Linked DNA regions of Homo sapiens: region 2 is linked to region 1. A link is an interaction called in ENCODE POLR2A ChIA-PET data of the cell type or tissue named here. Cell type or tissue: PC-3. All regions are shown on one strand. Each heading gives the region's core, and the rest is flanking DNA. Links, peaks and the distances in the headings are about the cores only.

Region 1 (4,398 bases), core at 111-4,110:
GGTGGGCACAATCTAATCAGCTCCCAGCACAGCCAGACTAAAAGCAATCAGAAGAACGTGGAAAGACTAGACTGGCTAAGTCTCCTGGCCTACATCTTTCTCCCATGCTGGATGCTTCCTGCCCTCATACATCGGACTCCAAATTCTTCAGGTTTTGGACTCTTGAACTTTCACCAGTGATTTGCCAGGGGCTCTCGGGACTTCAGCCACAGACTAAAGTCTGTACTATTCACTTGCCTAATTTTGAGGTTTTGGGACTTGGATTGGCTTTCTGGCTCCTCAGCTTGCAGACGGCCTATTTAGGGACCTCCCCTTGTGATGGTGTGAGTCAATTCTCCTAATAAATGCCCCTTCGTATATACATCTATCCTATTAGTCCTGTCCTCCTAGAGAACCTAATACAAACCAGAATCATCAATTCTCTTCTAATCTTTGGGGAAAAGAAATCTGTCTTATTTTTAAAAGTATAGCTAGTAAAACAAATTTTCATCTCTTTTTTTAGTTCACACAGTCAGCAGGATGATAGTGGGAAAGGCATTTACTTACTGTGGACCCTGAGTTTCTCATCTAAAATTAGGGAATTAATTAGAACAAAAGATTTCGAAGTGGTTCTCAAACTGTCATGTGCATTGGAGTCACCTGGAGGGTTTGTTGAAATGCTAATTTCTGGACCCCACCCCCAGATTTTCTGATTCAGTAGGTCTAGGGTGGGGCTGAGAATTTGTTTTTCTAACAGGTTCCCAGGTGATGCCCATCTGGGATCACACTTTGAAAACCACTGGCTTAGGGTACTTTGATCTACCCATAACTCCTGACCTTCAGTGTTTAACGATATATGATCTTTTCCATTAAACTTTCTCAAAAGATTTTTCTTATGATAATTTCATCTAAGACTGTGCAGACTAGCACCTAGAACATTTATTCAGTAATCCCTCATCCCAGTGTAGATTTCCAAAATTTGGACACTGTGAGAGTTAAGAGCAATTCCTTTATATCCAAGAATGCATGAAAGTGATCTTCATTTCTGGATTCATGCCTTATTTATTTACACGTAAGTGATAACCAGCTCTGCTCTGCTGAAACTTTCAGCTGCTTTCACTCCCCCCTTTTCTTCCTGGCAGATCTTGAGTCTTTGCAGGGAGGAAAAGGAGAATACCTTCTTGGCATGTAAAGTCAGGCACAAACATTGATGAGTGGAAGTGTAAATAAAGTTGTGGTCAAGTTGTTGAGCTTTTCTATAATCAAGCAGGTTCTGAAAAATCTGTGGGATCTATATAAAGATGTTTTAATGTCTGTGTAGGGGGTGGTAACTCTAAAATAAACTCTTTTTTTTTTTTTGAGACAGAGCCTTGCTCTGTTGCCCAGGCTGGAGTAAAGTGGGGCGGTCTCAGCTCACTGAAACCTCTGCCTCAGGGGTTCAAGCAATTCTCGTGCCTCAGCCTCCCAAGTAGCTGGGACTATGGGACTACAGGCACAGGCCACCATGCCTAGCTAGTTTTTTTGTATTTTTAGTAAAGACAGGGTGTTACCATGTTGCCCAGGCTGGTCTCCTGAGCTCAGGCCATCTGCCCACCTTGGCCTCCTCCCAAAGTGCTAGGATTGCAGGCACGAGCCACCGCGCCCAACCTAAAATGAACTCTGACACATGCCACAGATAAGAAGAAATTGGAGGAATCAATGTGACCAGGTCAATGTCCTTTGGCTTCTTGTTTTTTTTTTCCCATCTAATTTTCATCCTTATGTAAATTTTTCCCATATCAAGCCACAATCTCCTTGATCCAAATCTTGCATGAAAGTCTTTGGCTCTCCCCATTGGTGGCCCAAAAGGATCTTGAACCCTGGGCAAATGGCAATGACCTGCTCTTGGCCACCTGGATCAGGTCAAGTTGGGCTTAGACTTTGGATGAGGTACAAGCAGTGGGGCCTGCTCATACCTCCAACACATCCAAAGTTGCTGTGGGTCTTCTGGTCAGCCCATATCTGGCTACATCTGTCATGTTCAATTTTGTACTATTCTAAGTTTTCATTAAGGTACATATTTATCAACAACAACAACATACATGATACTGATATTTGCTTCTCATTTTACTCTTTTGCATTTAAATGGTGGTAGGAAAATGGTCTTCCCTTAGGGTGATAGGCTCATAAGATTAGAAATAATCTATTCTGGGATTTTCAACCTTATTCAAGAGCATCACAGTTCAGAGGGTGCCTTTGGGGCCACCCGGGATGGAAGTACGGAGCTGGTTAAACAGATCCCCTCAATTAGCTTGGCTTTCATCTTTTTTATATATTAGGGTTCTACATAGGATTTTGCTTAAAAGACATTTAGCAGCTTTAAAAAGTGCAGTTTGAGGCCAGGCTCACACCTGTAATCCCACCATTTTAGGAGACCAAGCTGGGAGGATCATTTGAGGCCAAGAGTTTGAAACCAGCCTGGGCAGCATAGCAAGACCCCATCTCTACAAAAAATTTTCAAAAAAATGAGGCGTGGTGGCACACACCTTTAGTCCTAGCTACTCGGGAGGCTGAGGTGGGAAGATCACTTGAGCCCAGGAGTTCAAGGCCGCAGTAAGCTATAATGGTGCCACTGTGCTCCAGCCTGGGCAACAGAGTGAGATCTTGTCTCTAAAAAAAAAAAAAATACTCCTGTTTGAAAACCAATTTAATCTAACCCCCCATTGTGCAATTGAGAAAACTGAGACTTGGATATTAGTCTAAAGTCATGCAGTTAGAATTAGCTGGGTGGAAGGTGTGGTCTCTACAAGTTCAGGTAATTTGTTTTTCACATGTCTGTCTGCAGGCCCCAGGTGGTGACTAACATTCATTTTTAATGCTCACATTATTTATTTATTTATTTTATTAACTTTTTGTGAATTGTATTCTCTGATGACTGGCATCTTTATAAGAGAAAAGAGAGGGAGATTCAGACAGACACAGAGAGATGCAGAGAGAATTTTGTTCACCTAAAATTAACCATTTTAAAGTGCCTAATTGTGTGGCATTTAGTAAATTCACAACGTTATGCAAACAGCACTTCTTTCTCTCTCTCTTTTATTTTTATTTTTATTTTTTGGGAAACGGAGTTTCACTCTTGTCGCCCAGGCTGGAGTGCAGTGGTGTGATCTTGGCTTATTGCAACCTCCACCACCCAGGTTCAGGCAAATCTCCTGTCTCAGCCTCCCTAGTAGCTGAGATTACAGGCGCGTGTCACCATGCCGGCTAATTTTTGTATTTTTAGTAGAGATTGGATTTCACCATGTTGGTCAGGCTGGTCTCAAACTCCTGACCTCAGATGATCCGCCCACCTCAGCCTCCCAAAGTTCTGGGATCACAGGCATGAGCCACCACGCCCCGCTAAGCATCACCTCTTTGTTGTTCCAGAACACTTTAGTCACCCCAAAAGGAAAGAGTTCCCATGAATCAATGACACTCCATTCTTTAAGCCACTCTAGCCCCTGGCAACCACAAATCTGCTTTCTGTCTCTGTGGATTTACATGTTCTAGATGTTTCTTATAAATGAAATCATATGATATATGGTCTTTTGTGTCTGGCTTCTCTCATTCAGCATAATGTTTTCTAGGTTCATTCACATCATAACACGTTAGTACTTCTTTCCTTTTTATGATTGAATAATATTCCATTGTATGGATATACCACATTTGTTTATTGTAGTTTCTTTATTTTCATTTTCTCTTCTAAGGCACCCTATTCTTGTTCCTGGAAGCAGGTTGCCTATAGGATTGAATCCATGGGGGTGGGAACACATAAGGATGACAGCTAAATAACTACACTCAAGGCCTTCTTTTCAATTCTCCAGGGCCCACTGTTGGTCCCTTTAGCAATCAGCTTGGTACTGACCTTGAATCAGTCACTTGATCTCCCTGTCCCTCAATTTCCTCAGCTATAAAGTAGGCTTGATGACTGCCTGCTACCTATCCCACAGGGAATAACGAGTTAATGCTCATTAAAAGCTTTCAGCTTCTCAGATGTTAGGCACCATATATTGTAGATAAGTACAACGTAGCAATCTAATAAGCATCCTCTGGGAGTTCAGTTTGTTTTTCCTAATTATCTTTTTTAAAAATGACAAACCTCAGCAAATTTTCCCAGGCATGTGGGGTGCACCCTTTCTCATTCCAGAACATGCCTTACTCTTGGGCATAGTGGGGGTATGCTCTCAGGGCTACCTGAAAGGGGTCTTTTCTCTGCTTGCCCCAGCACATTACCTGCTCATCAATTCTAGAATCAATGTAGGGTGTTAAAGATGACTGAGCAGCCACCATTTGCCAAATGTAAGACAATTGGGTCTACGATCTCATTAGATTCTTAAGGCAGCCATGTGATACAGATGTTACTCCAATCTGAATATGAAGCCATGGAAGCCCAGTGGGATA
Region 2 (4,398 bases), core at 320-4,319, 340 kb after region 1:
CAGGGACCAGAGCTTTTATATTTAGCTAATACTATTTTTAAAAGGAGAAAATATTTCTTCCTGAAGGGATTATGGGAAGCCTTATTAAAGACACCTGCAAACAAAACAAGTGACAATAGATCTTTATCATAATTGATAACTAAGTTATCCTTTAGATAAAACTCCTTTCTTGGAGACAATAACATTAGGATTTAACCTTCGCTGTAGATTCAAGAAATCAGCTAATTGGGGCCAGTAGGATTCCACAACATTAAGTTTACCAAGATTATGTGAGTGGATAATAACAAACGCCCTTGTCTCTCTGGTTAAATAGAAGTACAACGAGACTAGAATTTTCCCTCCTCATGCTTCTAAGAAATGTTTTATATTGACATCAAGTAGCATCCATCCCTCTCCCTCCATATGTGAGACAAAGCACATAAGGGATACTAATTACGACCGCTCACTCTGCTAAGCACATAGTGGGCCAGCCAGCTTCGGAAACTCAACCTTTGCCTAGCTTCCTGTTGCAAAGAAACAGAAACTTTCACAAAATCTTCTTGAAGTAATTAACAATCCCTGTCAAAACGTGTACAGACAATAATCTGCATTCTATGTAAACGGGGCAACTGTTTTAGTGATGGCTTCTGAGGGATAAATAATATAGCTAAACCCAGGAGGGCACATTTTAAAAATGTTTGCAAAAGAAAAAAAAAAATCAGAGGTCCTTGTTTGCAGTAAAAATAATCCACCTGTGAGTCTCAGCTTACTTCACCTCCATAAACAGTGGATGCCTTCGCCCATGGGCTATACTGTTTGCAGTCACATGCTCATTTGCTGCCTTGCTGTGTGACAAACAGGAATTCCTATAAGCATTTCAAGCCTATGACTGATTTTTCTTACATAGCTAATTTTCCAAATTAAGTAATTTTGCTTCCTTTATAACTGTGGCTCCAGAGGAGATCTAAAGCATCTGAGCATTGAGAAAAAAGCAGGGGTAGGGGGATCACAGGATCAAGCCAAAATTGCAGACCCCAACTGTAGTATTTCTATTTAATGGCTTTAAATTCAGCTAATGATTACAACTATTCTAAGTTGGCACTTAGAAAAAGTCACAGAGGTTCAAATTTCATAAAGTGTTAGCAACAGCAGCTGAGATTTTGGAATATGTATAGCTTTTAATAGATGCATTTCCAAAATAAACACTTGGGAAAAAAAAAGTGCCCCAGCTTGAACCACTGACAAGTAGACAAAATTAAACAATAGGAAAAAATAAAATAAAACCAAACCACATGAGCAACAGTACTGAATAAGGAGATGAGAGATGACCCAATATTATTTTTTAGAGCCTCAAGTTCACAAACAAAAGAAAAGTTTTACAGAAGGTATTTCTGTAGGATTGTTGGTTTTTTTTTTTTAAAGACAGCTTAAGACTTAGAGCAATCAACGTGTGAAAACAAAAAAGACATTTTCTGAGTTGACTTTGATCCTGTACTCAAATTGGCTTAGATATCCTTGCCTTTAAAGGCTTTGTATCCGCAATAACTGCTCTCTATTGTCCTTGTTAATAAAGTATTATTTTCACCTTATTATTACTAATCTTTTCTTTGTAAGTAACCACACCTGGTTCTATCCAAAAAAAAAAAAAAAGTGCCTAAGTATTTGCCCTTTGTGGTAATACAATGCATAATTTAGTTAATCTAGGCTATCTTTCCGTGAGAGGTGATTGTTTCTGTATTATGAAATGTGTTCACAGTAAAGCAAAATCCACGCCAGATACCTAGAGGCAGACGGAGAGCCACTTACCAAGCACGAAGCTGCTTCAAACTAACCCTGACGCGACTGTATAGCCACTCCCACACACAAGGTATTACTCATGCCAACTTAGCCTCTGAGTTATAACCGCACCTTTCTTTTACAAACATGGCCCTTTATTAAGTTAACATTACACACAGCCAGGCCGAGAGTCCCACCCCCAGACCCCATGAAAAGGGCTTGAAAAAATAGGAACTTCCGTTTTCCATTTGAGATCCTGACATTACTCTCAACGTTACCTGGATGAAATCTAAAAACGTCAGCGGCAGCAAATCATCCAAGTGTCCAATGTCTTTGGAGAAACGATTTAAAATTCTTCCTGCAAGAACAGGATATGAAAAATTACTCATTTCCCCAGATAGACCCTTTAAGAGAAACAATTCGCAAACAAATCAAAACAATATTTTAAATGCATATGTATTTAATATATTATTCATATGAAATAAGCCGATGTCAGTGGTAAAGAAAAAGAAAATAGGACGATACCTAAAGAGAAACAAAAATATCATCAAATGGCAGCGGGCAGGGAGTTGAAATGTGGCCCTGATTTTAAAAGAATTAAGGGAAAAAAATCTTGTGACAGTATCAGGAAGGGTTGGTGGGTTCTAGAATGTTCCCTCCTTTTAAGACCCAATCTAGGACTTCCATCCAAGTGCAAAGTAGGTAGATGAACGTACAGAAATTGATCCTAATTATTTCACTAATTTTGCTTTATCAGAATTTCTTTTGCTAAGTGGTATATTTTTTATATAAACATAATGATAACCTCTGTATTTTTTTTTCCCCAGCCTGCTTGACTGTACCTCACATTTTTGGGGAAACTTGGGATCCTATCATTTTCCAGGCTGTGAGTTTACTACTGGCAAACAAGTTGTCATTTTCAGATGTGCAAACAGTATGACAAAAACAGGCTTAGTCTTATCTAAGAACACAAGAGGAAATTATGCAGGAAAACAGAAATATTATTTAATGACTGAAGATCACTGCTTAGCATCGACTTTATTTCCCGTCAAGTAGAATCCAAGAAAACAGTATGTCATAAAGGCATCACAAACAGATCAAACCTGGTTTCTAATAAATATCTATTCTTTCAAATGATTTCCTTCAAAAAAATGGAAGCTATACACACATAGCCTACGTGGATGCAGGTGACCCCTGAGAAGTGTGTGTGTCTAGGCCTCTGAACTTCTTTTCTAATCAACGCTTCCGGAAGCCCTGCTTACAGATGAGATGTGTGGCCTCCTAGGGTTTGTCAGGATTGACTTCGTCCTGGGGCCTTTATACCAGGCTGCAAGTGGACCATGAATGGTCAGAGGCTGTAGACGGAGCTGCCTCCCGCTGCTGGGGCTAATGCAGCCTCTGCAGTTCTCCTGAGGCATCCAGCTGGCCAAGAAGCACAGTGTGTACAAGTTGGAGCTGCACCTCAATTTTCTTGTCTCAGGCTTCGGACACACAGACTCCAGAAAGCATCATTCAGTGACACCTTTGGCAGGCCCAGTGACAACTTTTCTGAGCCTCTAATAACACCTCCTCTAGAGGGTTGTCCTAGGGATTAAACGGGCTCATGCCTGTTAAAAAAAAAAAAAAAAAGCCCAGGCACAACGCCAGGTACTTTTTCATGGCTGCTAGAAAACCAAAACCAAAAAGGTGCGATGATGACTATGACCCACAGGTTCTGCAGCATGCCACCGGGGAGGAAGCTCAACTTTTCAAATGCAGGTCCTGATGCAGTGGCCCTGGGGAGGAGCTGGAGCCTGAATTTCCAACCAGCTTCCGGGGGCCCTTCTGCTGTTTGCCAGACCATGCTATGCAGGGCAAGAGGTCAGGCTATTATTTTATCAGCTATACTTAAGAAACATTAAAATTAAATGAGTATTTTTCCGACAGATACTTATGGATTTTGTTTGTCGTCCTTCTTGTTATTTTTTCTCATCTCAGTGTATCAATACCAATAAAAGGAAAATATAAGTTAAAAAATTTAAGACATAATTATTAAAATATGAATTATTTCTTAAGTGGAAAAGTTAACATAGGCAATATTCAGAAACATTGCAAGTATGGTTCAGCTTTTAAAAAGTTGAAAGCAATATTCAAATTAAAAAAAAAAAAAAGATAGGCCAGGTATGGGGCTCACACCTATAATCCCAGTACTTCTGAAGGCAGAGGTGGGAGCATTGCTTGAGCTCAAGAGTTCAAGACCAGCCTGAGCAACATAGCGAGACCTCATCTCTACAAAAAAGAAAAGAAGAAAAAAAGATAAAAAGGCTACATAAATCATTAGTATGTGAAAACCAACCCTTTATCTTGACCATTTGGGAGCATCTTAAAATCTGAAAGACCCATGGTTGGAAAACAGCATAAAATACAAGGAAAACAAAAACAACTGAGAAAGCCCACCTCCTCACACAGCTACGCCAATAACTGAACTGAATGTCAAAGATCAGCTGAAATCAAAACTCTTATCAACAATGATCTCAGTGTAGAAAGTGTAAGATTAGAAGGTTCAATAGTTACTTCCTTGTTCTAAGAAACAATTCAAAGACTGGTGTTTGCAAAAAGAATAAAAGTTTTAATTTTTTTTTTTTTTTGAGATGGAGTCTCACT

What was found. ChIA-PET counts read pairs that join two places held together with the same protein. Peaks named below come from ENCODE experiments on the same cell type or tissue, not always from the same donor. Only the 100,000 strongest peaks of a DNase experiment are listed, where the experiment ranks them.
Region 2: POLR2A ChIA-PET joins it to region 1 with 16 read pairs; 1 of 35 experiments calls an interaction of 5 or more read pairs at or near these places.

Annotation. Positions count from the first base shown.
Region 1 is chr13:94,778,993-94,783,390 of GRCh38, forward strand. All of the region lies in intron 2 of LOC101927284 (a long non-coding RNA gene), which reads left to right. Among named protein-coding and RNA genes, the nearest start is that of SOX21-AS1, 68 kb to the left of the region's middle. In PC-3, for the core only: no CTCF peak of the experiment used is centred there; no DNase peak of the experiment used is centred there; H3K27ac peaks cover 818 bases.
Region 2 is chr13:95,113,889-95,118,286 of GRCh38, forward strand. ABCC4 (ATP binding cassette subfamily C member 4 (PEL blood group)) reads right to left here. Exons shown (of 31, transcript NM_005845.5): 20 at 2,034-2,113. Among named protein-coding and RNA genes, the nearest start is that of SNORD13G, 94 kb to the right of the region's middle. In PC-3, for the core only: no CTCF peak of the experiment used is centred there; DNase peaks (open chromatin) are centred at 1,913 and 3,443; H3K4me3 peaks cover 1,364 bases; H3K27ac peaks cover 4,000 bases.